Regions from separate parts of the Homo sapiens genome. Here region 1 is linked to region 2. Evidence: chromatin loops called from intact Hi-C (ENCODE). Cell type or tissue: HepG2. All regions are shown on one strand. Each heading gives the region's core, and the rest is flanking DNA. Links, peaks and the distances in the headings are about the cores only. Region 1 overlaps UBE2L3 (ubiquitin conjugating enzyme E2 L3). Region 2 holds the start of SDF2L1 (stromal cell derived factor 2 like 1).

Region 1 (15,127 bases), core at 2,475-10,474, 49 kb after region 2:
AGTGGTACACGCCTGTAATCCCAGCTACTTAGGAGGCTGAGGCAGGAGAATCACTTGAACCCATGAAACAGAGGTTGCAGTGAGCTGAGATCACACCACTGCACTCCAGCCTGGGGGACGAGAGAGACTCTGTCTCAAAAACAAAAAAACAAAAAAACCCAAAAGAGTTAAGTTTAGGAGGTTAAGTTCTTGTGACTTCTGAACATGGAATATGTCCTTACTCCATGTTCGAAAGTCACAAGAACTTAACTTTGTAAATTGCCTTTAAGTATGATTGATTGATTGATTGATTTTTCTTTGAAAGAGTCTCGCTCTGTCACCGAGGCTGGAGTGCAATGACGCGATCTCAGCTCACTGCAACCTCCACCTCCTGGGTTCAAGCAATTCTCCTGCCTCTGCCTCCCAAGTAGCTGGGACTACAGGCACCTGCCGCCACACCCAGCTAATTTTTTGTATTTTTAGTAGAGATAGGGTTTCATCATGTTGGCCAGGCTGGTCGCAAAATCCTGGCCTCAGGTGATCCACCCTCCTCAGCCCCACAAAGTGCTGGGATTACAGGTGTCAGCCACCACGTCCCTCCTTGCCTTTAAGTATTTATTGTCTCTTCTGAAAACAGGCTTTTTGGTTATTTGAATCAAAAAATCTGCCACATGAGATTCATCTTGTTCTAATATTGGTTTCTGAAGATGACTTCTTTGTACTGTTTTCAACAACTTGGTTTTGGGGATTTTTCATAATACAGTTCTTTGGCAACAAATATTTCCTTTTTTTTGAGATGGAGTCTCACTCTGTCGCCCAGGCTGGAGTGCAGTGGCGCGATCTTGGCTCACTGCGGCCTCCGCCTCCTGGGTTCAAGTAATTCTCCTGCCTCAGCCTCTCTAGTATCTGAGATTACAGATGCCTGCCACCACGCCCGGCTAATTTTTATATTTTTAGTAGAGATGGGGTTTTGCCATGTTGGCCAGGCTGGTCTTGAACTCCCGACCTCAAGTGATCCGCCTCCCCTGGCCTCCCAAAGTGCTGGGATTACAGGCATGAGCCACTGCACCCGGCCGGCAACAAATACTTCAACACTAAAGAGTTCAATCGTATTCCCTTTGGAAGTAAATAGTAGGAATAAGTTTTTTTGTTTGTTTTGTTTTGTTTTGTTTTTTTAGATGGAGTTTTGCTCTTGTTGCCCAGGCTGGAACACAATGGCACGATCTCAGCTCACCGCAACCTCCACCTCCCCGGTTCAAGCGATTCTCCTGGCTGAGCCTCCCAAATTGCTGGGATTACAGGCGCCCACCACCAGGCCCGGCTAATTTTTTGTATTTTTAGTAGAGACGGGGTTTTGCCACATTGGACAGGCTGGTCTCAAACTCCTGACCTCAGGTGATCCACTTGCCTCGGCCTCCCAAAGTGCTGGGATTACTGGCATGAGCCACCGCGCCCGGCCAGGAATAAGTATTTTAGAACTGGTTTTCCAATCTTTCATTTCATAATGTTCATAAACTACCTTCTGAATTGTATCTACAATTAAAATCACAATCTCCATTAACCGAATTTGACAAAGACCATTCCTTCCTTTTGGGCTCAAATAGCCATGAGTACTTCTCATACATAATTCACTTTTCTCCCAAGAATGGAAAAAATACAGCACTCACACCAAAAATAGAAGTGAAAAAAACAAAACAAACAAAAAATCCCACCAGACACCCCATTCCCCAGGATGCCGTCAGGCCTCTGCTGCACAGCCCAAGAACGTTCTCTGTGCATACATGGTGCTCTCAAAGGCCTTAATTTCTGTACATCTATGCAAACTACACATATGTCCTCACACTGCCTATATTTTTTCATAGTTTCTGCTCACACTGCCTTCCACTATGCAGTCCAGATATTGTCACCCTCCCACCCACCGCTGCCCTGCTTCTGTTTGGTCTTAAGTGCCTTGCAGGTGGAGCCACACTCAGTGCTTAAGAGACCATGGATTCCAGGAGGGTGGCTTCTCTGTGGCCTCTGTCCATAGAACCTTGTGTCTGGCTGTGATAGGAGCTCAACAGCCCCATCAATGTAGGGGGATACTCTTTCTCCCCAAAACAACTCCAGTGTGCCCTCAGAAAACAGGGCTGCCCTCATTGGTCTCAACCATTACAGCTACAGGAGACGGAAGTAGGGGAGAGAGAAGGCAGAGTGGCACAATTAGCAGGAAGCAGAAAAGAACTGACAATTACAGGCAAGTGCTGAGCCCAGGGAGGCAGGATGCAGCTCCCATCAAAGGCCAGAGGGGCAATGCAGAAAGGAGGAATGAGGCATCCGGAGGGCGTGGATTTTAGGAGCAACTGCTGTGCAAATAAGCTTGCAGAAAGAAGGTGAGAGGTCTAACTACAAATGTAACTGCAAAAAGGTGAAAGAGGCCAGGAGTTCAAGACCAGCCTGGCCAACATGGCGAAACCCTGTGTCTACTAAAAATACAAAAGAATTAGCCGAGCGTGGTGGTGTATGCCTGTAGCCCCAGCTGCCAGGGAGGCTGAGGCAAAAGATTGCTTGAACCCAGGAGGTAGAGGCTGTAGTGAGCTGAGATCACACCACTGCACTCCAGCCTGGGAGACAGAGTGACTCTGTCTCAAAAAAAAAAGAAATGGAACTAGGCGGGTGGGGGCATGGTGGCTCATGCTTGTAATTCCAGCACTTTGGGAGGCTGAGGCAGGAGGATCGCTTGAGCCCAGGAGTTTGAGACCAGCCTGGGCAACACAGGGAGAACCCATTTATTATTATTATTATTTTAATAAAATAGAGACGGGGTCCTGCTATATTGCCCAAGCTGGTTTTGAACTCCTAGGCTCAATCGATCCTTCCACCCCAGCCTCCCAACATGCTGGGAATATAGGTGTGAGCCACTGCACCCAGCCCCCATCTCTATTTATTTAAAAAAAAAAAAAAAAAAGGAAAGGGAAAGGGAGAAGGAAAGGGAACTAGAAATCAATAACAGAACTAGAAAACTCACAATTATGGGGAAATTAAACGTACTCTCTAACAAGCAATGGGTCAAAGAAGAAATCACAAGGGAAATTAGAAAATATCCTCAGAAAAAAAAATGACATACCAAAACTTAAGTTATGCAGCAAAAGTAGTGCTCAAAGGGAATCTACAGCTTTAAATACCTACATTGAAAAAGCAAGTCTGAAATCAATAATCTAACTGGATATTTTAAGGAACAAAGAAAGTAATAACACAAGAAAGAAGTAAATAGTAAGCACAGAGGAGATAAATGAAAAACACACACACACACATTAATGAAACCTTCCTTGAAGAGATCAACAAAATTGAAAAAACTTTAGCTAGACTGATAAAAGGAAAAAGAGAAAAGACTCATATTATTAAAATAAGAAATGAGGCAGGGCATAGTGGTGTAATCCCAGCACTTTGGGAGGCTAAGGCAGGCGGATCACTTGAGTCTAGGAGTTCAAGACCAGCCTGTGCAATATGGCAAAACCCCATCTCTACAAAAAAAAAAAAAAAAATACAAAAATTAGCTGGGCGTGGTGGCTCATGCCTTCAGTACCAGCTACTCTGGAGGCTGAGGTGGGAGGATCGCTTGAGCCTGGGAGGTTGAGGCTGTGGTGAGCCATGATCATGCCACTGTACTCCAGCCTGGGCAACAGAACGAGAGCCTGTCTCAAAAAAAAAAAAAAAAAAAAAAAAAAAAAAAATCTACATATAAATGGATCAAAGATCCAAATTTAAGAGCTAAAACTATAAAACTCTTAGAAGAAAACTCAGGAAAATTTGCATGACCTTGGATTTGGCAACAGTGTCTTAAAAATCAAACCAAAGTATAGGCAACAAAATTAAAAATAGATAAATTGGACTTCTTTATTAAAAATTTAAGGCCAGGTGTGATGGCTCACATCTGTAAATCCCAGAGCTTTCAGAGGCTAAGCCAGGAGGACCACTTGAGCCTGGGAGTTCAAGACTAGCCTGGGCAACACAGCAAGACTCCATCTCTACAGAAAAAATAATTAAAATTAGCTGGGGGTTGCAGCATGTGCCTATAGTGCCAGCTACTTGGGAAGACTGCTTGAGCCCAGGAGTCTGGGGCTGCAGAGAGCCATTATTGAGCCACTGCACTCCAGCCTGGATGACAGAGCAAGACCCCTTCTCTAAAAATAAAAATTAAATTAAAAAATTTAAAACTTTAGTGCATCAGGCCAGGCACGGTGGCTCAAGCCTGTAATCCCAGCACTTTGGTAGGCTGAGGCGGACAGATCACTTGAGGTCAGGAGTTCGAGACCAGCCTGGCCAACATGGTAAAACCCTGTCTCTACCAAAAAATACAAAAATTAGCCAGGTGTGGTGGTGCACGCCTATAGTCCCAGCTACTCGGGAGGCTGAGGTGGGAGAATCACTTGAACCCGGGAGGCAGAGGTTGCAGTGAGACGAGACTGTGCTTCTGCATTCTGGCCTGGGCAACAGAGTGAGACCCTGTCTCAAAAAGAAACAAAAAAACAAAAAACACACCATGCAAAAACATGTTCTACATCCTTAGTATGAAGAAAACAGAAATCAAAACCACAATGAGACAGCACTACATACCAACTAGAATGGCTGTAACGTAAAAACAAAAAAAAAGTAAAATAACAAATGTTAGCAAGGATGTGGATGAACTGGAACCTTTGTAGTGGAAATTTAAGACGTTACAGGATGGGCGCAATGGCTTATGCCTATAATCCCAGCACTTTGAGAGGCTGAGATGGGTGGATCACCTGAGGTCGGGAGTTCGAGACCAGCCTGACCAACATGGAGAAACCCAGTCTCTACTAAAAGTACAAAAATTAGCCAAAATTGCTTGAACCCGGGAGATGGAGGTTGCAGAGAGCCGAGATCGCATAACTGCACTCCCCAGCCTGGGCAACAGAGCAAGGCTCTGTCTCAAAAACAAGAACAAAAATTAGCTGGGCATGGTGGTGCACACCTGCAATCCCAGCTACTCGGGAGGCTGATGTATAAGCATCACTTGAACCCAGGAGGCTGAGGTTGCAGTGAACCAAAATCACACCATTGCACTCCAGCCTGGGTGACAGAGTAAGACTGTCTCAAAAAATAAAATAAAATGGAATAAAATAAAAAGAAATTGGCTGGGTGTGGTGGCACACACCTGTAGTCCTGGCTACTCAGGAGGATTGCTTGAGCCCAGAAATTCAAGGCTGCAATGGGCCATGATCACACCACTGCACCCTAGCCTGGGTGACAGCACAAAACCCTGCCTCAAAAAACCAAAACATTATTATGAAGTTATGAAATGGTTTATTAAAAACTGCATGAAGGCCAGCGTGGTGGCTCACGCTTGTAATCCCAGCACTTTGGGAGACTGAGGAGGGTGGATCACAAGGTCAAGAGACTGAGACCATCCTGGCCAACATGGTGAAACCCCGTCTTTACTAAAAATACAAAAATTAGCGGGGTGTGGTGGTGCGCACCTGTAGTCCCAGCTACTTGGGAGGCTGAGGCAGGAGAATCGCTTGAACCCGGGAGGCGGAGGTTGCAGTGAGCCGAGATCGTGCCACTGCATAGCGACAGAGCGAGACTCCAACTCAATTAAAAAGAAAAAAAAGAAACTGCATGAAAAAAGGCTGAGAGGAAGTATGCTGAAGGTTAAGAGTAAACACATTCACTGGGCTAGAAGCTTCAAGAAGGGTGACTACCACACCTCTAGTTCCTAAAGGGCAGTACACAAAATGTAACTGAATTTCTTGATGATGTGATTATGGGTAATATTTTCTTCCTTAGACGTTACCTTAGCATCTTAGATGAAAAAAAATTACAGAAAAACAAATGTTTAAAGGGAATAGACCAGAGTTGCGTTGGCAACAATGAAGTCTCTAGGAAGTACCTCCCCAGCCTTCCCTCCCACCTGCCCTCCTCTGTGCACTACGACCAGGGCAATCGCTAGGTGGCTACCCAAGGACAGCACCACTCTCCACTAAGGACCAGGGCTGGGCTGCCATGCCTTCATCGGCCTGGCTCTACTTTTACCCCAACTGGGCAGACCTCAGGTGAGTTTGTATAGTAGATTCCCATGCTGGCCCAGCCCGTCCAATGCAGGAAGACCTAAAGCCCAGGTTGGGGTACAAGTGTGGACCCTGGGGATGTCAGATGTCAACAATGCCTTAACTGCTCTGGAGAAGGAAGAAGACTTCATTGAAACATTCCTCATACAAACCCAGGGGCCCTGGAAGAAAGCAAGGGAGAGGACCGAGAAGAAGTGGTATACACAGGGACAAGAGCAGCCCTGGCTGTTGCTTACCGTCTCCAAGGTGAAACTTTGGCCTGGATAGCTCCCCAGAGCCTCAGCCCAAGCACACTTGGATTCTACCAGCCAGCCTCCACCTTTGCCCTAGTAAGATCTTAGCCCACTGCTCCATAGCCCCTGCCAGCGTGAAACCAGAGGGAGGCCTTTGCATGAGTTGGGGCAGAGCATGCCCAGCAGCAATCTACCCGTGGAGCTGGCTAGCAGGCTCTCAGGCCACTAAATTCTCAGGGCCAGACTGCCCAAGCCTTACCACTTAAAACCATTCCATTCATTTTTATCATTTTCCAAAGAGCCACAGATTAACTGTTCATTTCTTTGCTCAGTAGACTACACAATCTCAATTAGAAAAGGGACAAGAGGTCAGATGGTCCCGGCCATCTTCAGGTCCCTAGAGTAGGCAAGGGCTGCACTCACAGGCCAACCCCTCCCATGCAGAGGTGTCTCTGCCACCCACACCCTTTGCCCTGAGCCCTAACACCATCAAGCCTAAAGAAATCTAAAGGACTCATCTTCAAAATCAGACTGGAAGCTCCCAGATTTAAACATTCTGAGCATACTAAATCATTACAAAGCATATCTTTCCTTAGTTATCCAAATGATTATGGAAATAAACTACAAATCCAATAACTGCTGATCAAATTCAGGGACTTAAAAAAAAAAAAGCATGACCTTATAACCAGCATCAAGAAGAAAGCATCTACAGGAGGGAGCATGCTCCATGCTCACCTTATAACCAGCATCAAGAAGAAAGCATCTACAGGAGGAAGCATGCTCCATGCTCACCTTATAACCAGCATCAGGAAGAAAGCATCTACAGGGAGAAATCATCTACAGGAGGAAGCATCTACAGGAGGAAGCATGCTCCATGCTCATGACCTTATAACCAGCATCAGGAAGAAGCATCTACAGGAGGAAGCATGCTCCATGCTCTGCTTTGGCAAAGCAGCCAATCCATCCATGAGAACAAATTATATACAGGACAGCGGCAGGCACAGGGCAAGGGCCAGAGGCTCAGATGTGCAAAGTGGGAATGAAAAGGAACAGAGAAGGTGAGTGGATGAGGAAGAACAGGAAAGGAGGGCACTCACGCAGGACAAGGGTGTGAGCTGAGGTAGCTGAAGGCTACACAATGACCAAGTGAGGCCGCCTGGTGGACAGATGGTGCAGCTTCCGGGGAGAAGGCAGGAATGGAGACAGGTGTGGGAATCCTTCATGTCTGGCATAATCATCTATGATGCCGAAAGTAGTAGGGTCCCGAGACAAAACAGAACAGGAGAACAGCAGGAGACCAACAAGAGTCATGTTTAAGAGTGAGGAGGAAGGAGTGGCAGAACAGGAGCGAGTGGCAGGCTGGTCACAGGACTGGGGGCTGGAATGCTGCCCGTGCTCCAAAAGCTCAGGAGGCAAGCAAGGGCCATGATGCCAGCACTGCCGAGCTAGAGGTGTGACAACAGTGGGGGCAGCCTGTGGGCTGGGTGTGACGTGGTTTCAGGAGAGTGAGAGGAAGGGGGATTGCAAACTGGAGTTAATTATAAGACAAGCCTCTTGAAGGGGAGGGGATCAAAGGATGCAGAAAAGAGTAGGCACTAAGAGGGTGCTAAGGAAAGCCATCGTTAGGAGGGCCTTGAGCCCATCAGAAGGCAGAAGACTGTGAGATGGGGGAGCTGGGCTGTGGGGGCAGACACTGGAGGCATAAGCCCCAGAAAAGACATGGGGTGAGGGGAACATGTGGGCAATTAGGAAAAGGGACTTGAGACAAATGGAAGGCACAGGTTGGAGGGGACCAGGAATAAAGCCCGAAATACAGGTATCCAAAGGGTTAGAGACATGAATGCAAAACCAAGAGAGAAAGCAAAATATCTAGAGGGGAATGCTTGTCCCCTCCTGAGGAGCTCAGAGAAGAAGGTCCTGCTGATCCATCAGGCCAGGCGCAGGGAAGTCAGGAAAGAGCAGGAGCACAGACACACTCCTTTTCTCTGTGTCTACAGATCTGCAAAGCTCAGGACTCCCTGAATTTGACAAAACGAGTGCCAAGATGTGACTCTACTCAGGACCCAAGGCTACACTCCCTACCTTATCACCCTAGAGCGACAGCCACTTCTGTGCATCTGCTGGCTGCCTAGACTAAGAGCCTACTAAGGAGCAGAAAAACAAGCCCAACAGCACACACATCACCTTAAAGAATAATCTGGTAGGAAGTGGAAGTGTTCAATACTCACAGGAACAATAAGCCCTTGCCAAGTCAATAAATTAGCTTCATCAACCTGGATGTTACGGAAGTTTTTCATCCCACATTTGCGGATTTCTTCAAGCTCCTGTTGATTGACAAAGCATAAAGGGGTGTCAAATAGGGGAAAGCACCACATATTAAGATCCCTCCTGATGCCCTCAAATTAAACCAAGTGCCAAAAATGCTAATGACAAAATTGGACAGTGAGGACTAAACTGTGCTTGGAGTGGTTAAGGAGGCATGGAGCTGCCATGGCGGTCCCCTCTGCAAGGTTGTTGCCTCTCCCCATGCCCCAGACCAAGACAAGCCCCCACCTCAGTGAACCCCCCTGAATAGGACAGGGGGAACCATGCTTCTGCAGACGTACCACCTCCTCTTTGGGTTGGTCACCATGGCTGTTTAAATCCCTCAGCACCCTGCATAGGGCAGACATGTGGCAGGAGCTATCCTGAGGTGCTCTACACCTGATACCTTCCAATCAAGATTCATTAAGCACTGATTATGCACCGGATGCTGAGAAGCTAAAGATGAATAAAACTGGGGACTGGGAACAAACCAGACACAAACGCATATCCAGTTTTCTACCCAGTGCTATAAGTGTGATTTCAGAAGGACTCCACCTCAACATGGGCACACAGCAAAGAGAACCATCCAGTCTGGGACTGGGGTGGGAGTGGGGGGGTGGGGACGGGAAACCTTCACTGAGCCTGTTTCCTCAGCTGCAAAACAGACCCAGAGTGCAGAAAAGGAAAGGGAAGCCATGTTGTGGGCAACAGGACCCCTTGCAAATATGTGGGGTTATTGTTGTATAAACAGTCAATGCAGCAAGTGCCATTTCACCCAGAAAGCACAACTTTACGACTTCAGGGTCCTGCCTGAGATGTCTTCAGAACTGTCTGTCACCTGTTTTTCAACTGTGCACCAGCCTGACATTTCCCATTGCCTCCAACATCTCAGTGAATGCCTGGCAGGCGCTATAACCCAAACCACCCAGCAATGCCCTCCTGCCAGAACACCAGCCTCGCCAACATTCCTCCACTCTGACACATGAAGTGCCACTCTACCCGCCTCAGCCCGGCCTCCCATCCAGTGGCACAAAAGCCGCCTCCACACCTGTCAGGCACCTTCTCTTCTGCAGCCCGAGCACCATCCAGCTGAGCCCTGCCTCCTTCGCCAGGCTGCTTCCTCTGGCCCAGCTCCAGCACCCTCCAGAACCTCCTTACGTGGTACTTCAACTCACAGTGGCTTGGGGGCTCCCTATCAGCCCCCACATCAAGCCCAAAAGATCCTTGCACCTCATACTTCCATCACACAGTGGTAGTTTAAAAGGCACCCTGAGGCTACACAGGCAGGGAAGGAAACAATTGGCAAGGAAGGGGGAACCGGAGCCCAGGTTACTGGTTCTGAGTAGGAAGATGTGCTGGGCGCCCGGCCCAGAGCAGCAGAGAGGGAGAGTGCAGTGAATGAATACACGGAAGAGGTGGAACACACTGGTGCTTCATAGCAGGCAACAGGCACAAGTTTCCCCCCACAGGGTGCTCCTGCCTGTCACCCTCATCTGCCCACCACAATCACCTGGACTTGGGCCCAGCCCCAGAAATTCTGGTCCAGCAAGTGTGGGTGGAGCCTGAACATAGGGATTTCTCACAGGCTATAGCTGTGGTGAGAGAAGAGGCACTGCTGGGAGCGATGATGGATCCATTTCTCCCTGAGGAGGCGTTAGCGGCATGGGCTGCAACCTCCTGCAGTGAGGAATGGGGTGGCCTGGCCCCTCTCCACCTGCATGAGGCCCCTCTTTCCCTGCATAAGGAGGTACGGAACCTGAGGGACCACTCCAACCTGCCAACTGCCACCTGGTCCTCCTGCTCACAAGACTCATAAGAAATGCTCCCCTGGGGATTATGAAGCCTGGGCAGACTCAGAAAGGGGAAGAGATCTCACACCCACACTGCCACCTCCTTCCACTCTCCAAATAGAATGTAAGCTCAACAAGGGCAGGGATCAGGAAGCCCTGGTCCTGCCAGCGCCTGGCTCACAGTGGTGCTCAAACATGTGCTTAATGACCAGGTTGGTGGGTGGATGGGAAGCTGGGGCTTTGGGAGGAAAAAGGAATCTGGGGTGGGAAGGATTTTCTATAAATACAGTTCCAATGCTGTGTTTGGCTTTTTTGACCTTGGCTCAAGATACTAGAGTAAGATTCTTGGCTAAGGACAGGGTATACCATGCACGTCCCTTAAGGCTGGAGTCCTAGCAAACAAAATGTTTTAAACCAAATACAGATAGGAAAAAAATATGCCACACAGAACTTTGAAACTAGACAACTAAAAAAAGAAGAAACAACAGTGAAGATATCTAACATTTATGGGACAAAACAAATTTTAAAATCATCTGTAAATATACTTTATGGTTTCAGAAATCCACACTCCAACAGTATAAAGTATGGGTGATGGCTGAGTGCGTTGGCTCACGCCTGTAATCCCAACACTTTGGGAAGCCAAGGTGGGTGGATCACCTGAGGTCAGGAGTTCGAGACAAGCCTGGCCAACATGGCGAAACCCCATCTCTACTAAAAACACAAAAATCAGCCGGGTGTGGTGGTGGGCGCTTGTAATCCCAGCTACTCGGGAGGCTGAGGCAGGAGAATCGCTCGAACCCGGGAGGCAGAGGTTGCAGTGAACTAAGATCGCACCACTGCACTCCAGCTTGGGCGAAAAGAGCGAAACTCTGTCTCGAAAAAATAAAAAAATAAAAAAATAAAGTAGGGATGATAAACACAAGGTAAATTTCACAAGAATTATAAAAATATGGCAAGATGGAACTCAACTGTAACATGAGAGTGAAAAACTGTATCTTGCTCAAGAAAAAGGAGAGGAAGCAGTCAGTGAGGAGCACTAAGGGCAGGGGTGCAGAAAGGACACTTACTGGTGCTTTGGTATCAAGGAGATCCAGGGGATCCACAGACAAAGATAAAAGAAATACTGCCATGGGAGTGAGCCACACACCTGGCCAGAAAGAAGAATGGGCAACCCTGAGGATGCTAATGACAGCAGGGTTGGGAAGCTCAGAGAATCCTAAGTAGGGTTATCACATAAACTCCCAACTTACCTTGCCGTCAAGTTAAGCTCTCCAAAGACAGAAAAGGCAACCTCCTTTACATGATTCTAACCAACAAGGAAGAACTGATTATAAGGCAAAAGTGAGAGAAACAGGCAAACAAACAAACAGGCCCTGACATCTTCAGAGAATGATGAGCATACCATAGTAGAAAGTTTCTCAACAGGGTGTTGCTGGCATCCAGATACGACTCTGCACTTGAGCCTCCCAAGCCCTTACCCTGAGACAGATGCCAGGCACTGTGACCAACCCACCCCAATTTCCCAACATCCTCTACAGCTTCTACTGAGAACCACGGGCACTATGAGTGGCCAGGATGCTAAAAGACCTGCACTGCACAAGACGGTCCTGTGGACAGAAACTATTTAGCCCAAAATGCCAATCATGCCGGGCGCAGTGGTTCACGCCTGTAATCCCAGCATTTCGGGAGGCCGAGGTGGGCGGATCACGAGGTCAGGAGATCAAGACCATCCTGGCTAACATGGTGAAACCCCGTCTCTATTAAAAATACAAAAAAAATTAGCCGGGCATGGTGGCGGGCGCCTGTAGTCCCAGCTACTCGGGAGGCTGAGGCAGGAGAAAGGCGTGAACCCAGGAGGCAGAGCTTGCAGTCAGCCAAGATTGCGCCACTGCACTCCAGCCTGGGTGACAGAGCGAGACTCCGTCTCAAAAAAAAAAAAAAAAAAAAATTCCAATCATGCCTCCACTGAGGAAAACAACTTCAAGAAGATAAATTCAGGCCAGGCGCAGTGGTTCACACCTGTAATCCCAGCATTTTGGGAGGCCAAGGCAGGCAGACTGCTTGAGCCCAGGAATTCAAGACCAGCCTGGCCAACATGGCAAAACACTGTCTCCACTAAAAAAAATACAGCCCGGGTGCAGTGGCTCACGCCTGTAATCCCAACACTTTAAGAGGCCAAGGCAGGTAGATCACGAGGTCAGGAGTTCAAGACCAGCCTGGCCAAGATGGTGAAACCCCGTCTCTACTAAAAATACAAAAAATTAGCCGGGCGTGGTGGCAGGCACCTATAATCCCAGCTACTTGGGAGGCTGAGGCAGAGAACTGCTTGAACCCAGGAGGCGGAGGTTGTAGTGAGCCAAGATTGCGCCACTGCACTCCAGCCTGAGTGACAGAGCAAGACTCTGTCTCAAAAATAAATAAATAAAAATAAAAAATAAAAAAAAGTAGCCAGGCATGGTGGTACATGCCTGTGGTCCCAGCTACTTGGGAGGCTGAGAGGTGAAAGCGGAAGAATCACCTGAGCCCTGGCAGTCAAGGCTGTGCAGTGAGTCAAGATTACAACCACTGCACTCCAGCCAGGGCAACTAGAGTGAGACCCTATCTCAAAAAAAAAAAAAAAAAAAAAAGAAAGAAGAAAAATTGGAATCATTCAGAGATCAGTTCCATCTGAATATCTGAGACTCAAAAGGCCAGATGACTCAAACCCTCAAGATGGTTGTAAACCCTCAAGCAAAACTGTGCCCCGATAACTGAGAATGGTCCTGACAGTGAAGAATTAGGGAAGGAATTGAAGGAAACCAATGTAAATTCCAAGAAGTGGAATTCAAAAGGATGTTACAAATGACAGAAGAAAGGACCTGATAAAAACCGCAAGAGCAGCCCAGCTCTAGAACAGAGTTAGGAAGACCAAAGCCAAGAATGACAGATGCTTACAAATAACACTCCCACAAAGGTTTGTTTCAGTTCTGCTCAGAGCAAGAAGCAACCCAAGTCAGCTGCTCAGGGCTGATGGTGCAGTGCTGACAAAGAGAGAGTTCAAGGGAAAGCACCAGGCAGCTCACACATTCCTTCTCTTGATGGGGACAGCAGGCTTCCCAACCAGGGCAGGTGGTGCAGGAGAAAGAGAGCAATGCTTCTCAGAATGAGGTCCACTTCGGAGCCCAAGTAGACTTCAGTGTATAGAGGGGAACTGAAAAAGCCCAGGGGTGCCACCCAGCTCCTGAAAATGGAAAACACCCATGCCCCAAACTCAACCCCAGAGAGCTTGATGCCCACTCCAGGGCAAAGTGTGAAGCATGGCAGAGAGGGATGGTTACTTAACAGCTTTGCAAGCACTAACAGGAGAGATGGGCCCTGGGCCCCAGCAGAAGGCCACGGACTCAAGTCCTGAGAGGAGATGGGAGAACAGGACACTGCTGTATATAGCCAGTGCTCAGTCACACAGCTCAGATGTACACACCTGCGTCTTGGCAAAGCAGTTAACAAAGTTCCTCTTTTGCTTCTTTTTGGGGTCTACAATGAGGCCTAGAAAACTGTTCAAAATCTCCCCAGGTAACCCTCACACAAGGCCAGGTTTCAGAACCCCTCAGGAGCCACTAATCAAGAAATCTAGGCGAGGCGCGGTGGCTCACACCTGTAATCCCAGCACTTTGGGAGGCCAAGGCGGGTGGATCACGAGGTCAGGAGATCGAGACCACATGGTGAAACCCCGTCTCTACTAAAAATACAAAAATTAGGTGGACATGGTGGCGCCTGCCTGTAGTCCCGGCTACTCGGGAGGCTGAGGCAGGAGAATAGCTTGAACCAGGGAGTCGGAGGTTGCAGTGAGCCGAGATCGCGCCACTGCACTCCAGCCTGGTGACAGAGCAAGACTTCGTCTCAAAAAAAAAAGGAATCTATGCCAGCGCCAGGCGTGGTGGTTCATGCCTGTAATCCCAGCATTTTGGGAGGCCAAAGCAGGTGGATCACTTGAGGCCAGGAGTTTGAGACCAGCCTGGCTGACATGGTGAAACCCCATCTCTACTAAAAATACAAAAATTAGCCAGGCATAGGGGTGCATGCCTGTAGTTCCAGCTACTCGGGAGGCTGAGGCATGAGAATTGCTTGAACAAGTGAGACAGAGGTTGCCGTGAGCCAAGATCACACCATTGTACTCCAACTCCAGCCTGGGCGACAGAGCGAGAACCTATCTTAAAAAAAAAAAAAAAAAAAAAAGGCCGGGCACAGTGGCTCACACCTGTAATTCCAACGCTTCAACACTCTGGGAGGCTGAGGCGGGTGGATCACTTGAGGACAGGAGTTTGAGAGCAGCCTGGCCGACATGGTAAAACACTGTCTCTACTAAAAATACAAAAATTAGCCGGGCATGGTGGTTGACTCCTGTATTCCCAGCTACTTGGGAGGGTGAGGTTGGAGAATCACTGGAATCCGGGAGGTGGAGGTTGTGGTAAGCTGCAATCACACCACTGCACTTGAGCCTGGGTGACAGAGCAAGACTCCGTTTAAAAAAAAAAAAAAAAGGCTGGGTGCAGTGGCTCAAGCCTGTAATCCCAGCACTTTGGGAGGCCGAGGTGGGCGGATCACTTGAGGTCAGGAGTTTGAGAACCAGCCCGGCCAACAAGGTGAAACCTCATCTCTACTAAAAATACAAAAATTAGCTGGGCATGGTGGCGTGCACCTATATATAGTCTCAGCTACTCGGGAGGCTGAGGCAGGAGAATCGCTTGAACCTGGGAAGTGGAGGTTGCAG
Region 2 (15,127 bases), core at 3,849-11,848:
GTTATGCATGCTGAGGTTGCTCTCTGCGCCTCCTGGATGGGATATTTGGACGTGGTGGGCTTACAAACTGGGGTAGCCCCCCTCCCAACTCAACCACCCCGGATCGCCCGGCAGGACGCGAGTGAGGCTTTCCTGAAAACCCCCGGGTATGGCTGGGCTATGGAGACCGGGTCCTGGGCCCCGTGGTCTTTTGGATCTGTGGGAGATATGGGGAACGGAAGTGTAAGCTTTGGTTTCTTCGTGATTGTGATCCACTTTGCGGAGAAGCATTCATTAAGCGCCTACCCTTCGCTGATGACTAGGAAGTATATTGATCACCGGGCTGTTGAACGGCTCCTAGAGGGAAGGGAGGAGCTGTGCTTAGACAACTGTGCCCCTGCAACCCCTCCTGCTTTATTATCGGTCCAATGGCTGAGAGCAAATGTTTTTGAGGCAGGCAGAGGTGGTTTTGAATCTTTATGAACCCCTGTTGCCTTCTTGCAAAATTGAGATGGCAATCAAACCTGCCCCATAGGGCTGGCTGTTGCCAGCAGCAAATGAGATGCTGTGTAAATTGTTGGCCCAGCACCTGGCATTTAGTAAGTGTTCACTGAAAGTGAGTTCTGCTGCCACTACAGTTTTTATTTTTGGCCTTGTCCTGCATTCTGCCTGGAACAATCTTATCTGCTCCCACAGCATGGGCTTTGGTTGCCCAGGGATTCCCACTTGTGCACTGTTGGGTTCCTCTTGGTCAACACTCCTCACCTCACTGCTTACCTATGTGTGGTAACGGAGGTGGGGGAATAGACAGAGAGGGAGGAGTGGGCTTTGACAGCCCATAGGAGCTGGGGCTGGACCAGAGGAGTGCCCCCTTGGATTTGCAGGGTGATATGGTTTGGCTCTGTGTCCCCAGCCTAATCTCATCTAGAATTGTAATCCCCAAGTGTCAAGGGAGGGACCTGGTGGGAGGTGATTGGATCATGGGGGCACTTTCCCCCATGCTGTTCTCGTAATAGTGAAGGAGTTCTCACAAGATCTGATGGTTTTAAAAGTGGCAGTTTCCCAGCCTGGCCAACATGGTGAAACGCTGTCTCTACTAAAAATACAAAAATTAGCCAGGTGTGGTGGTGTACGCCTGTAGTCCCAGCTACTCAGGAGACTGAGGCAGGAGAATCACTTGAACCTGGGAGGTGGACGTTGCAGTAAGCCGATATCACACCACTGCACTCCAGCCCGGGCGACAAAGCAGGACTCCATCTCAAAAATAAATAAAAGTGGCAGTTTCCCCTGAGCACTCTCTCTCTCCTGTCACTGTGTAAGACATGGCTTGCTTCCCCTTTGCCTTCCACCAGGACTATAAGTTTCCTGAGGCCTCTCCAGCCATGCAGAACTGTGAGTCAATTAAATCTCTTGTTTATAAGTTACCCAGTCCCAAGAAGTATCATTTTTTTTTTTTTAACTGAGACAGAGTTTCGCTCTCATCACCTAGGCTGGAGTGCAATGGCACGATCTTGGCTCACTGCAACCTCTGCCTCCCAGGTTTCAAGCAATTCTCCTGCCTCAGCCTCCTAAGCAGCTGGGATTACAGGTGCCCACCACTACTCCCAGCTAATTTTTGTTTTTGTTTTCAGACGGAGTTTCTCTCCTGTCACCCAGGCTGGAATGCAATGGTGCGATCTCGGCTCACTGTGACTTCCGCCTCCCAGGTTCAAGTGATTCTCCTGCCTCACTCTCCAGAGTAGCTGGGATTACAGGCGCCCGCCAGCAAGCCCAGCTAATTTTTTGTGTTTTTAGTAGAGACGGGGTTTTACCATGTTGGCCAGGCTGGTCTCAAATGCCTGACCTCAGGTGATCCACCCGCCTCGGCCTCCCAAAGTGGTGGGATTACAGGCGTGAGCCACCGTGCCTGGCCACTCCCAGCGAATTTTTGTATTTTTAGTAGAGACAAGGTTTCACCACGTTGGCCAGGCTGGTCTCGAACTCCTGCCCTCAGGTGATCCACCTGCCTCTGCCTCCCAAAGGCATGAGCCACCATGCCCAGCCTCAGGTAGTATCTTTATAGCAGTGTGAGAACGGATGAATACATAGGATGTAGTCTACCCTGTTGGTGCCCCACCCATATCCCCTTGGCACTTACCTCTACAGAAAGGATGCTCATGGCCAGCACCTGAGGCTCAGCCTGGGGGCCTTATTCTGGCTTCAGGAGTCCCTTACCCAGTGTACAAGGCCAGTGCAAAGTGCTACAGAGTGGCTCCCCCCACCCACTCAGCAGACCCAGCCTGTGAGGGAAACTACTTTGGGAGGTAAGTACCTCACTTCCTTGCCCCTTGAGTGGAATAGCTTTTATTTATTTATTTATTTATTTATTTATTTATTTATTTATTGAGACACTCTCACTCTGTCGCCCAGGCTGGAGTGCCTCAGCCACCCAAGTAGCTGGGATTATGGGCATGCATCACCATGCCCAGTTAATTTTTGTATTTTTTTTTAGTAGAGCTGGGGTTTCGCCTTCTTGGCCAGACCGGTCTTGAACTCCTAGCTTCAAGTGATCCGCCCGCCTTGGTCTCCCAATGTACTGGGATTACACATGAGAGCCACTGCACCCAGCTGGGTGGGATAACTTTGATGCACGTTCTGCACTGGGTCCCAGAGATCCCCAGTGGGATTGAGCTCCAGTTGCCCAAAGGGGTAACTTGCTCAATAATGCACCTTTCACTAGCTTCTTTCCCTTCCCCTCTCACAGCCCCATTCCTCTGTGCCAGCATTTTCTGGAATCACCTCCCAACAATATACTTCCATTCAAATCCTCTCAGGTCAGATGAGTAATGGGAGAGATGGATAGACTTGTAGATGATCCTCAAGAAGTTTAACGATGAAGCCAGGTGCAGTGGCTCATGGCTGTAATTCCAGCACTTTCAGAAGCCAAGGCGAGGGCCAGGCACAGTGGCTCATGCCTGCAATCCCAGCACTTTGGGAGGCCGAGGCAGGCACATCACCTGAGGTCAGGAGTTCGAGACCAGCCTGGCCAACATGGCAAAAGCCCGTCTCTACAATACAAAAATTAGCCAGGTGTGGTGGCACTTGCCTGTAATCCCAGCTATTCGGGAGGCTAGGAAGGAGAATTACTTGAACCTGGGAGGCGGAGGTTGCATAGAGCCACGGCACTGCCTGGGCGACAGAGTGAGACTCCACCTCAAAAAAAAAAAAAAAAAAAGGAAAGAAAAAAAGGAAACCAAAGTGGGAGGATCACTCAAGCCCAGGAGTTTGAGACCAGCCTGGGCAACATAGCAAAACCCTATCTCTACATAAAATTTAACAATTAGCCAGGTGTGGTATGGCATGCCTGTGGTCCCAGCTACTCAGGAGGCTGAGGTGGGACAACCTCTTAAGCCCAGGAGATAGAGGCTGCAGTGAGCTGTGATTGCGCCACTATACTCCAGCCTGGGTGACAGACCAAGATCCTATCTCCCCAAAAAAATAAAAAAGAAAAAGCCAGGTGCTGTGGCTTACACCTACAATCCCAACACTTTGGGAGGCTGAGATGGGAGAATTGCTTAAGCCCAGGAGTCCAAATTCACAATTGGCTAGAGCTTTTCTCCCACCCCCTCACCCCACCCCAAGGCTTTTTTTTTTTTTGAGATGGGATCTTGCTATGTTGCCCAGGCTGGAGTGCAGTGGCACGATCTTGGCTCACTGCAAGCTCCACCTCCCGGGTTCACGCCATTCTCCTGCCTCAGCCTCCCGAGTAGCTGGGACTACAGGCACCGCCACCACATCCAGCTAATTTTTTTGTGTTTTTAGCAGAGACGGGGTTTCACCATGTTAGCCAGGATGGTCTCAATCTCCTGACCTCGTGATTCACCCACCTCAGCCTCCCAAAGTGCTGCGATTACAGGTGTAAGCCACCATGCCCGGCCTTTTTTTTTTTTTTGAGATGGAGTCTCACTCTGTCACCCAGGCTGGAGTGCAGTGGTGCAATCTCGGCTCACTGCAACCTCCGCCTCCCGGGTTCATGCCATTCTCCTGCCTCAGCCTCCCAAGTAGCTGGGACTACAGACGCCCGCCAGCACGCCTGGCTAATTTTTGTATTTTTAGTAGAGATGGGGTTTCACCGTGTTAGCCAGGATGGTCTCGATCTCCTGACCTTGTGATCCGCCGGCCTTGGCCTCCCAAAGTGCTGGGATTACAGGCGTGAGCCACCATGCCTGGCCCCCCCCCCCCTTTTTTTTCTTTTTTAAAGAGACAGAGTCTGTTGCCCAGCTGGAATGCAGTAGCACCATCATAGCTCACTGCAGTCTCCAACTCTTGGGCTCAAGCAATCCTTCCACTTCAGCTTCCCAAAGCACTGAGATTACAGGCGTGTGCCACCATGTCCAGCTGCTCCATCCTTTAATAAGGTCAACTGAGGCCAGGCGTGGTGGTGCAAGCCTGTAATCCCAGCACTTTGGCAGGCTGAGGTGAGCAGATCACTTGAGTCCAGGAGTTCGAGACAAGTGTGAGCAACATGGCAAAACCCTGTCTCTAGAAAAAATACAACAATTAGCTGGGTGTGGTGGTGCATGCCTGTAGTCCCAGCTACTCCAGAGGCTGAGGTGGGAAGATCATTTAAACCTGCGAGGTGGAGGTTGCAGTGAACCGAGATTGCACCACTTCACTCCAGCCTGGGCAACAGAGGCATTGACAACAACAAAAAACCACGAAAGGTCAATTGATTTCTCCAGTGCAAGGTGCTCTGTCCACACTATTCCGAGCCTCTTTCAGCCAGCTGCCACCCCTAGCCTCTCCTTGGGCTCTTTTGTTCTGCTTCAGGGAAGCAAACCGTTATACTCAGTAGCTCCCATGGCCGACCCACAGCAGCCCAGCTAAGTTATCAAGTCCAGGAAGCCTGTAATCTCTGCCATAACCGCTAGAGGCCACCAACACACCAGCAAAGCTAACAGTTCTCTTCCTTTATTAGGGCTCTCCTATTTCGTCTGCTCCTGCCTTAAAGGTACGATACTCTGGCCTGCCCAAATTGTGCCTACTCTTCCAGGCAGCCTTCTCAGATCTCTGCAGGTAGCAGTTTTATGTGGCTGCCTTCCCTTGCAATATCTTCTGTAGTTCTGTTATTTCATTGAGACTTTCAAAGGTCGTGGTGGGGGCCTGAGATGCCATGTGCCTATGGTGGGGTGCCATTTGCACCCGGTGAGTGAAACTGCAATGCTACTTTCCAGCAGATGGGCAGAATCCTCACCTGTCCCTTGGTCATATACAGGTGTCAAGACTGCCACAACTGACAGGAGAGTGAGCTCCTCACATCTAGGGATGAGGGAGCTGGAGAGCTTGTGCCCCATCCCAGCTGACAGGGAGTGGGGCTCCCACCCATCCTGCTCTGAGGTCTGGCCTTGGCCCTTAACAGGAAGGTTCATAAAGCTAAGGGGCTGGGGACCTGGGGTCACTTGCCATCAGACCGCCTCAGGGTGGACAGGGGGATGCCCAGGGCAGCACTGGAGTACATGGAAGACCACTGAAAAGGTTAAGATTGCACAGTGGCGGCTGGGCGCGGTGGCTCATGCCTGTAATCCTAGCACTTCGGGAGGCCAAGGCGGGCAGATCACGAGGTTGGCAGATCATGAGGTCAGGAGATCCAGACCATCCTGGCTAACACGGTGAAACCCCGTCTCTACTAAAAATACAAAAAAATTAGCCAGGCGTGGTGGCAGGTGCTTGTAGTCCCAGCTACTTGGGAGGCTGAGGCAGGAGAATGGTGTGAACCTGGGAGGCAGAGCTTGCAGTGAGCCGAGATCGCGCCACTGCACTCCAGCCTGGGTGACAGAGCGAGACTCCGTCTCAAAAAAAAAAAAAAAAAAAAAAAAAGATTGCACAGTGGCATCCACCTGTAATCCCAGCCACTTGAGAGACTGAGGCAGGAGGAGGCTTGAGCCATGCAGTTCGAGTCCAGCCAGGACAAAACAGTAAGACCCTGTCTCAAAATAAAAGTAATACAACTGTAATCCCAGCACTTTATGGGGGCAGAGGTGGAAGGATCATTTGAGCTCAGGAATTTGAGACCCACCAGGGCAGCACAGTGAGACCTTGTCTCTACTAAAACAATTTTAAAAATTAGCCAGAGAGGGCAGACACGGTGGCTCATGCCTATAATCCCAGCACTTTGGGAGGGCGAGGTGGGCAGATCACCTGAGGCTGGGAGTTCGAGACCAGCCTGGCCAACATCATGAAACCCCATCTCTACTAAAAATGCAAACATTAGCTGGGCGTGGTGGCACGTGCCTGTAATCCCAGCTACTCAGGAGGCTGAGGCAGGAGAATGGCTTGAACCTGGGAGGCGGAATCTGCAGTGAGCGGAGATTGTGTCACTGCACTCCAGCCTGGCAACAGAGCAAGACGCCATCTCAAAAAAAAAAAAATTAGCCAGGCATGGTGGCACATGCCTGTAGTCCCAGCTACTTGGGAGGCTGAGGTGGGAAAATCACTTGAGCCCAGAATGCGGTGAGCTATGATCACTGCCAGTACACCAGCCTGGATGACAGAGCAAGATCCTGTCTCATCAGAAATAATAATTAGATGGGCATGGTGGTGTGTGCCTGTAGTCCCAGCTAGTCAGGAGGCTGAAGTGGAAAGATCACTTGAGCCCAGGAGTTCAAGTTTACAGTGAGCTATGATCATGCCACTGCACTCCAGACTGGGCAACGGAGTGAGACCATCTCTAAAAAAGCAAAACCGGCCTGGCGCGGTGGCTCACGCCTGTAATCCCAGCACTTTGGGAGGCCGAGGCGGGCAGATCACGAGGTCAGGAGATTGAAACCATCCTGGCTAACACAGTGAAACCCCGTCTCTACTAAAAATACAAAACAAATTAGCCGGGCACAGTGGCGGGTGCCTGTAGTCCCAGCTACTTGGGAGGCTGAGGCAGGAGAATGGCGTGAACCCAGGAGGCGGAGCTTGCAGTGAGCCGAGATAGTGCCATTGCACTCCAGCCTGGGTGACAGAGCAAGACTCCGCCTCAAAAAAAAAAAAAAAAAAAAAAAGCAAAACCCAGGCCGGGCATGGTGGCTCACACCTTTAATCCCAGCACTTTGGGAGGCTGAGGTAGGCAGATCACCTGAGGTCAGGGGTTCGAGACCAGCCTGGCCAACATGGTGAAACCCCATCTCTACTTAAAATATATATATAAAAATTAACCGGGTGTGGTAGCAGGTGCCTATAATCCCAGCTCCTCGGGAGGCTGAGGCAGGAGAATCACTTGAACCCGGGAGACGGAGATGGCAGTGAGCTGAGATTACGCCATTGCACTCCAGCCTGGGGGACAAGAGCGAGAGTTCGTCTCAAAAAAAAAAAAAAAAGCAAACCTCCCCCCCGCCCCCCGAAAAAAAAATAATAAAGGGTTTGGACAGATTCAGCAGTCAGGCTGGGCTGGAGACAGGTTTTGCACTGAGGAAGAAATGATCAACTGGGCCTGGGCTGGCACCTCCTGGTCATCCTCAGGCTCACAGTGAAACGCAATCATAGACCAACATTCTTTAATCACAAAGGCACTTGAGGACCCCTACAAACCCAAAGTCTCTGCCAAGAGTGGCCCTGCAGACGCCCCACCTGCCACCCTCCATCCACCCATCCATCCACACACTCAGAGTTCATCGTGACCTGCAGAGGGCTCCACACTAGGCTTGATGAAGATGCCTTCCATGGCCTTCCACGTATTGTGCGTGTTGGCACTGGGCATGCCGTGGACCTCATGCTGCCCACGGATGGGGCTTCCATACTGCTCACCCGTGACTGACAGGAACACAGAGGTGCCCACATGCTGGAAGCGCACAGCAGCCTCACGCTCCCAGTGCTGTCCAGAGCAGCGCACTGTCCATAGGTCCAGGTCGTCGCCCTCGCCGTCTTCCCCAAAGGCACTCACCTCCTATAGGTGCAAAGGATGAGAAGACAGTGGTCACCACAGAAGGCGGCATTCGCACCTAGTACACCGAGCCTCGGGTTCTTCCCTACCCTTCCTGGAGCCTCAGCTCCCACAGCTGCAAAAGGTGACACCATGACCCGCCCCCGCAACCTCTAGCACTCCCTCCCCAGCATGGGCTCTTCAGACACATGCACACACCATTGCATCTGTCTGTGCAGAGACCACTGGTCCCCACGGAGCTAAGGCCTCCTCCTCCACATTTTCCCAGTCCTAACCCCTCTGACCTACCTTCAGCCTAAAATTCAGCCCCTCAGGCTAACAGTCAAGCTGTCTATCTATCTCAAACATTTTCTTCCACCAGCTCCCCAAGGGCACCCACTGTTCCATTCCAATCCCCTGAATTCCAATGACCTCCATGCATTGGCACAATCTCTTCTGCTGGCCTGGGAAGTCTCTCTTTCCCCTTTGTGGCTTGTAGGACTCCTAATCATCCTTTCAGATCTAGCCTGAGTTCCTCCTCCCCAGTGGAGTTTCCTATTCCCCACCCTCAAGGCTGTGTGGATTCCCCTCCTGGGTCCCACTTGCCACCAGAGGAAGAGCTATCCAGGCGTATCTCTCCGGATCTCTCTCCCGTCGTTCTCCCTGCCGGGCCGGGAGCACCTGAGGGCAGGATCCTGGCGGAGTTACTCTGTGTCCCCCGAGGGGGCGCTCAGTAACCATCTCTGAAGTGAAATTTCCATTTCACGAAGAAGCTGAGGCTCGGATTGGAACCCAGGGCTCTGTCTCTGGCCCCTCACACAGGCCAGGAGTCTCTCTGGGGGCTCCGGGAGGGGCTCACCTGGTTGTTGGACAGCGGCGACGGGAAGTGGTGCGTGTGCAGGTTCTTGCCCGTAAGCACATGCGTGAGCCTCACCGCCTGCCCGCAGCGCACCGGGGACCCGCGCGGGCACCCGCCCTCCGAGCCGCCGCGGATCCGCCAGTAGCTATTGGCGTCGTCCGACGCCTCTACGCCGGTCACCGATTGCTGGCCGCTGCCTGAGGAGTGACACCCCACACACCCAGGGTCTCCGTCAATCGCGGAACCCCGGACCCTCGCCCTGGGACCAGAACATGTCCCAGGGGACCCCAAGGGCTCACCCCCAGCCCCCGCCTGACACCCCCTCAGTCTTTGGGCCCGCAGTTCCCCGACGACCGTCCCCACCCTCAATATCCTCGACACCCTCAAAGCTTTGGCCCCTCGACCTCCCAACGACTCTAGAGCCCCCGCCGCCCGGCTTCCAGACGGCCCACAGACCCCCATGACCACCCTGTCTCCACACTCCCAACCCCGAGCCCCGGTTCCCCGCGCTCTCCCAGTCGCTGGCCCCACGCACCGGATCCGTATTTGATGTCGTGCGAGTGCAGCCGCACGCGGTGGTGCGTATTGAGCAGCTTCAGCACCGACCCGCAGGTCACGAGCTCCGCACCGGTCTTGGCGGCACCACCGCCCGGCACTAACAGCGCCAGCAGCAGCCCCAACAGCACCGGCCAGGCAGCCCCGCCGCGGCCCGCGCTCCACATCGCCCCGGCCCGGCTCCAGCCCCTCGGGCCCAGGGGCCGCTTCCGTCCCCGCCGCGGCCCAATCCGGTTCTGACAGCGCCCGCTTGCGGCAGCCAATAGTCGGCCCGCGCGGCACTCCGCTTGCACTGCCACTGGGTCAGCGCGGGGAGGGCCCGCCCCCGGTTCGCGAGAGCCGTAGCTGGGCGGGGACTGGAGACACGAGGAGGGTTTTGATTGGTCCACGCTTCCGAGGACTTACCAATGAGTGCCCAGGGAAGGGCGGCTGAGTCTCCGAGCCGCGGAGAGTGAGCGTGAACAGTTGGTGAAGACGCGGCTCCTCGCAGCCGGTGAGTCCCTGGACACCGGCTCAGGATCCTAGGACCCTGCAGGCACGTTTTCACGACGCCCCTTGATCCTGGACTCCTGGGCACTCAGTAATGAGTCTCTCCCCTCAGAACCTGGGCCCGCAGCTGCAGGGTCTTGAGGTTGTTGGATCGCTAGATTTTGTGGTCACAAAGTCGACAGATCCCGGGGTCACTGAATCGGGATCAGTCCTTAAGTCCCTGGACCCCGGGATTAATGAAACCTCCAGTCATTCGGCCCTAGGCCCTCTCTGATACTGGGTCACCACAGTCCCTAGACCCTGGGGTTTCTGAATTCCCCTGGCCACTTATACATTTGACTCCTTTCGTGGCTAAATCTCGTGGTCACTGGGTCATCGGGCAGGAGAGGGCAGCAGGGAGCTGTAGCGTTGAGAATAATGGCAGCTTCTCACCAGAAAGTCCCAAAGCTGTCTTAGGAAACCAGAGTCAAAGGAGACCAAGGGGCTGTGGGAACCATGCCTGGGCGACCGTGTCCCAGGTCTCCTGGCCATGAGTAGGTCTCCTTCTTGCCGCCTTCTCAGAGTGTTGTCAGCTCAACCTTCAAGGGAGGAAAACTTACACCTCTGTTTATTTATTCATTCATGGGACATTGTTACAGCAGCTTCACTCCAGATCCTGTGGGGTCACAGAGCAAATAGCTCTGGGCTCAAGAGTCTGACTAGGGTGTAGTTGAAGCACAGGCAAAGCAGAGAGAAAAGTTCATATTTAATTAAATCATCCAGAATTTTGCGTTCAGAAAATCCAGAGTAAAGCCATTTTCATTACAGCAACATGTTATTTTGGGGGTTTCGTGTTTAATACTGTTTTGATTTTGAGTTACATGTAGTATAAGACACCTTGATCTTTTCAGCATTTAGGTGTCCAAACGGTTAAAAGTCAGTCTGCCCTGGATTTGGTAGTCCCTGCACTTGAGGGGTCTCCAGTCTAGGGTGGAAGAGCTGAAGTACTATCTGAGAGGCGATGGATATATACTCTTGGACATGTCAGCCATCATCTCAAAATCAGCACATCCAAAGCAGAATTCCTGGTCTCCGCCCTCAAACTACCCCTCCCCCAGGCTTATGAGTCTCAGTAAATGGCACCTCCATTCTGCAGATGCTCAGGCCCAAAACTTGGGATTCTTCTTTCATTCGTCTCTTTACCTTGCTCCTCACATCTCATTCAACAATTTTTTTTTCTTTAATACGGAGTTTCGCTCTTGTTACCCAGGCTGGAGTGTAATGGCGCGATCTCGGCTCACTGCAACCTCCACCTCCTGGGTTCAAGTGATTCTCCTGCCTCAGCCTCCTGAGTATCTGGGATTACAGGCATGCATCATCACGCCCGGCTACTTTTTTAAATATATTTAGTAGAGACAGGGTTTCACCATGTTGACCAGGCTGGTCTCAAACTTCTGACCTCAGGTGATCCACCTGCCTCAGCCTCCCAAAGTGCTGGGATTACAGGCATGAGCCACCACGGCACCCAGCCTTTTTTTTTTTTTTTTTCAAACTTTTGAGTCTCCCATGTGCATCATTCAAGAAGTCTTTTTTTTTTTTTTTTTTTTTTTTTTTTTGAGACGGAGTCTTACTCTGTCACTCAGGCTGGAGTGCAGTGGCACGATCTCGGCTCACTGCTGCAACCTCTGCCTCCCGGGTTCAGGCAATTCTCCTGCCTCAGCCCCCTGAGTAGCTGGGATTACAGGCATGTATCACCACACCCAGCTAATTTTTGTATTTTTAGTAGAGACGGGTTTTCACCATGTTGGCCTGGCTAATTTGTGTACTTTTAGTTGAGACGGGGTTTCACCATGTTGGCCTGGCTGGTCTTGAACTCCTGACCTCAGGTGATCCACCCGCCTTGGCCTTCCAAAGTGTTAAGATTACAGGTATAGGCCGGGCCCGGTGGCCCACACCTGTAATCCCAGCACTTTGGGAGGCGAAGGCAGGAGGATCACCTGAGGTCAGGAATTCCAGACCAGACATGGTGAAACCCCGTCTCTACTAAAAATGCAAAAATTAGCCAGGCATGGTCTCATGTGCCTGTAATCCCAGCTGCTCGGAGGGCGGAGGTGGGAGAATCACTTGAACCCAGGAGGCAGAGGTTGCAGTGAGCCAAGATCGCGCCACTGTCCTCCATCCTGGGCAATAAAGTAAGACTTCGTCTCAAAAGAAAAGTGGTAAAAGCATAGATCAAAAGATCATGCCAGTTCCCTGCTAGAACCTGCCAGCCATTTCCCAATTGCATTTAGGACCGTAGGAGGCTGAGGACACAGCAGGCAATCTTCCTGACAAGCAAGATAGGATTCTAAGTAGGCTGAGATACCAGACCCAGAGTTGGGGAAGCCAACGTAGCACTCCCTTGACTCTCAGGGGCAGCCTGGTCGCCTCTCTTTGCTGTTCCCTTCTCCGGCCTCCTGCTGCAGACCACCTTCCCCTGCTCACCCTATGGGCAGCTCCTCAGGGCTGATTATGGCATCTCCAGTGCCCTCCACCTACCAACTATAATTTGTCTTAAGGTTCAGGTTCTCAAGAGAGAATCTGATTGGCTCAACAAGGGCTGCTCAAGGTACAATCAGCTGTGGAGAGGAGGAAGGGTGGTAGCTAGTCTCCAAATATGACCACTAACAATTCCTCCCATCCCCATAAGCCAAAGAAAAGACATGGAGTCCATTTCGCCTTTCCTTGAATCTGAGTAGGTAGCGCAACTTGTTTTGTTTTGTTTTGTTTTGTTTTGTTTTTTTGAGACGGAGTCTCGCTCTGTCGCCCAGGCTGGAGTACAGTGGCGCGATCTCGGCTCACTGCAAGCTCCGCCTCCCGGGTTCACGCCATTCTCCTGCCTCAGCCTCCCGAGTAGCTGGGCCTACAGGCGCCCGCCACCGAGCCCGGCTAATTTTTTGTATTTTTAGTAGAGACGGGGTTTCACCGTGGTCTCGATCTCCTGACCTCGTGATCCGCCCGCCTCGGCCTCCCAAAGTGCTGGGATTACAGGCTGGAGCCACCGAGCCCCGCTACGCAACTTGTTTTGACCAATCGAATGCCGAAGAAGTGCTGTTTGGGGACTTCTGAGCACCGGCCATAAGAACGCTGGCAGGTCTGGCTTTATCCTTCTAGGAAGCTAGAGAATGCACCTTACTGTAATGAAGTGCCAGATTACTACGTGGTAAGAGGCCACATAGAGAGGGACCCTGGAATGCTCCAGCCTCAGTTCAATGAGCAGCTGAAAGCAGTCACATGAGCAACTCCAATGTACACCACTACTCCACTGAGCCGGTCAAACTCCAGTGTTGGGCGGGGCACAGTTGCTCATGCCGTTAATCCCAGTGCTTTGGCAGGCCGAGGTGGGCGGATCGCTTGAGCCCAGGAGTTCGAGACCAGCCTGGCCAATACAGTGAAACCCTGTCTCTATCAAAAATACAAAATTGGCAGGGCGCAGTGGCTCACGCCTGTAATCCCAGCACTTTGGGAGGCCGAGGCAGATGGATCACGAGGTCAGGAGATCGAGACCACCCTGGCTAACACGGTGAAACCCCGTCTCTACTAAAAATACAAAAAAATTAGCCGGGCATGGTGGTGGGTGCCTGTAGTCCCAGCTACTCAGGAGGCTGAGGCAGGAGAATGGCATGAACCCAGGAGGCGGAGCTTGCAGTGAGCAGAGATCACGCCACTGCACTCCACCCTGGGCGACAGAGCAAGACTCCGTCTCCAAAAAAACAACAAAAAAAATTTAGCCCGACATGGTGGCGCACGCCTGTAGTCCCAGCTACTCAAGAGGCTGAGGCAGGAGAATCCCTTGAACCCGGGAGGTAGAGGTTGTGGTGAGCCGGGATCGCACCAAGGCACTCCAGCCTGGGCAACAGAGCAAGAATCCATCTCAAAAAATAAAAATAAAAATAAAAGCCAGGTGTGGTAGTTCATGCGTGTAATCCCAGCACTTTGGGAGGCTGAAGCGGGCAAATCAACTGAGGTCAGGAGTTCGAGACCAGCCTGTCCAACATAGTGAAACGCCATCTCTACTAAAAATACAAAAAAAATTAGTGGCCAGGTGTGGTGGTTCATGCCTGTAATCCCTGCACTTTGGGATGCAGAGGTTGGCGGATTACTTGAGGTCAGGAATTCGAGACCACCCTGGCCAACACGGTGAAACCCCGTCTCTACTAAAAATAAAAAAATTAACTGGGCATGGTGGTGGGTGCCTGTAGTCCCAGCAACTCAGGAGGCTGAGGAGGCAGAATTGTCTGAAGCCAGGAAGTGGAGGTTGCAGTGAGCTGAGATCATGTCACTGCACTTCAGCCTGGGAGATAGAGCAAGACTTTTTTTTTTCTTTTTTTTTTTTAGACACAGTCTCACTCTGTCACCCAGGCTGGAGTGCAGTGATGCAATCTCGGCTCACTGCAACCTCTGCTTCCCCAGGTTAAAGCCATTCTCCTGCCTCAACCTCCCAAGTAGCTGGGATTACAGGCACCTGCCACCACACCTGGCTAATTTTTGTATTTAGTAGAGACAGGGTTTCACCATGTTGGCTAGGCTGGTCTCCAACTCCTGGCCTCAAGTGATCTGCCCACATCAGCCTTTCAAAGTGTTGGGATTACAGGCATGAGCCCGGCCAAGACTTCATCTTAAATATAAATAAACAAATAAGTAAATAAATAAAATGGCGGCTGAAATCTCAGGACAGCAAACCTGTGTCCCAGCAACACAGGCTTTATTTCTATTTCTTTCACTGGCTCCCTTGAGAGTCTCAGCAGAGCTCCTCGTGGGCATTCAGCCTGTGGTGACTCCTGCTCTTGGCAGGGGCTGGTGTGATGTGCAGCAACTCTGACAGAGCAGGGAATCGAGTGGCTAGTGGGGACTTCATGGTGGGTCACCGTGGCCCACGTCCACGGAGTGGCTGACCGAGGCCTCCTCTCCAGGCTCTGGGAGGCTCTAGACTCCATCCTCATCCTTGTCCTCATCCTGGTCTTCATCCTTGAACTCATCCTCATCTTCATCTTCAATCTCGGCTTTATCACGGCCCTCATTGTCCATGTCCTTGGACTTGGGGGGACTGGAACCCATGCCGGTGCAGGCAGACATGTAGAGCTTGGGCTCCAAAGGGCTGAGCTGCCGGCTGGCTGGCAAGTTGGTGTAGAGGGAGCGGCAGGGCTCTGTGGCCTGGTCCTGGGCAGTGTGGGTGGCTGGTTCCTGCTGCACAGAGGGTGTCTCTGTGCTGCAGTGGGAGGTGCTGAGCCGGGAGGCCTGCCGGGCCCTTTTGGACTCCTCCAGTTTACGCAGCAGGCAGCTCCGGTGGGTCTCCGAGGACAGGTGGATGCGGGAGCCTTTTACCTTCTTTAAGCCCAGGG

Evidence for each region. Hi-C counts contacts between places; a loop is a spot of excess contacts. Peaks named below come from ENCODE experiments on the same cell type or tissue, not always from the same donor. Only the 100,000 strongest peaks of a DNase experiment are listed, where the experiment ranks them.
Region 1: a loop joins it to region 2, with 4 times the contacts of the local background. A loop is called at or near these places in 8 of 110 quality-filtered maps.

The regions. Positions count from the first base shown.
Region 1 is chr22:21,586,341-21,601,467 of GRCh38, reverse strand. It overlaps UBE2L3 (ubiquitin conjugating enzyme E2 L3), which reads right to left. Exons shown (of 4, transcript NM_003347.4): 2 at 8,512-8,607. Among named protein-coding and RNA genes, the nearest start is that of UBE2L3, 26 kb to the right of the region's middle. RefSeq lists enhancers at 1,455-2,389, 9,921-10,734 and a silencer at 13,252-13,311. In HepG2, for the core only: a CTCF peak has its summit at 7,434; a DNase peak (open chromatin) is centred at 7,437.
Region 2 is chr22:21,636,655-21,651,781 of GRCh38, reverse strand. It overlaps SDF2L1 (stromal cell derived factor 2 like 1), which reads right to left and starts at 9,480. Exons shown (of 3, transcript NM_022044.3): 1 at 9,259-9,480; 2 at 8,724-8,920; 3 at 7,483-7,888. The coding sequence starts at 9,445. The coding sequence ends at 7,607. CCDC116 (coiled-coil domain containing 116) reads right to left here. Exons shown (of 5, transcript NM_152612.3): 5 at 14,453-15,127. The coding sequence ends at 14,712. RefSeq lists an enhancer at 1-16 and a silencer at 9,242-9,671. In HepG2, for the core only: CTCF peaks have their summits at 4,887 (motif pointing right), 7,637 (motif pointing right), 8,593 (motif pointing right) and 10,147 (motif pointing right); DNase peaks (open chromatin) are centred at 4,881, 8,591, 9,651, 10,141 and 1 weaker place; H3K4me3 peaks cover 2,224 bases.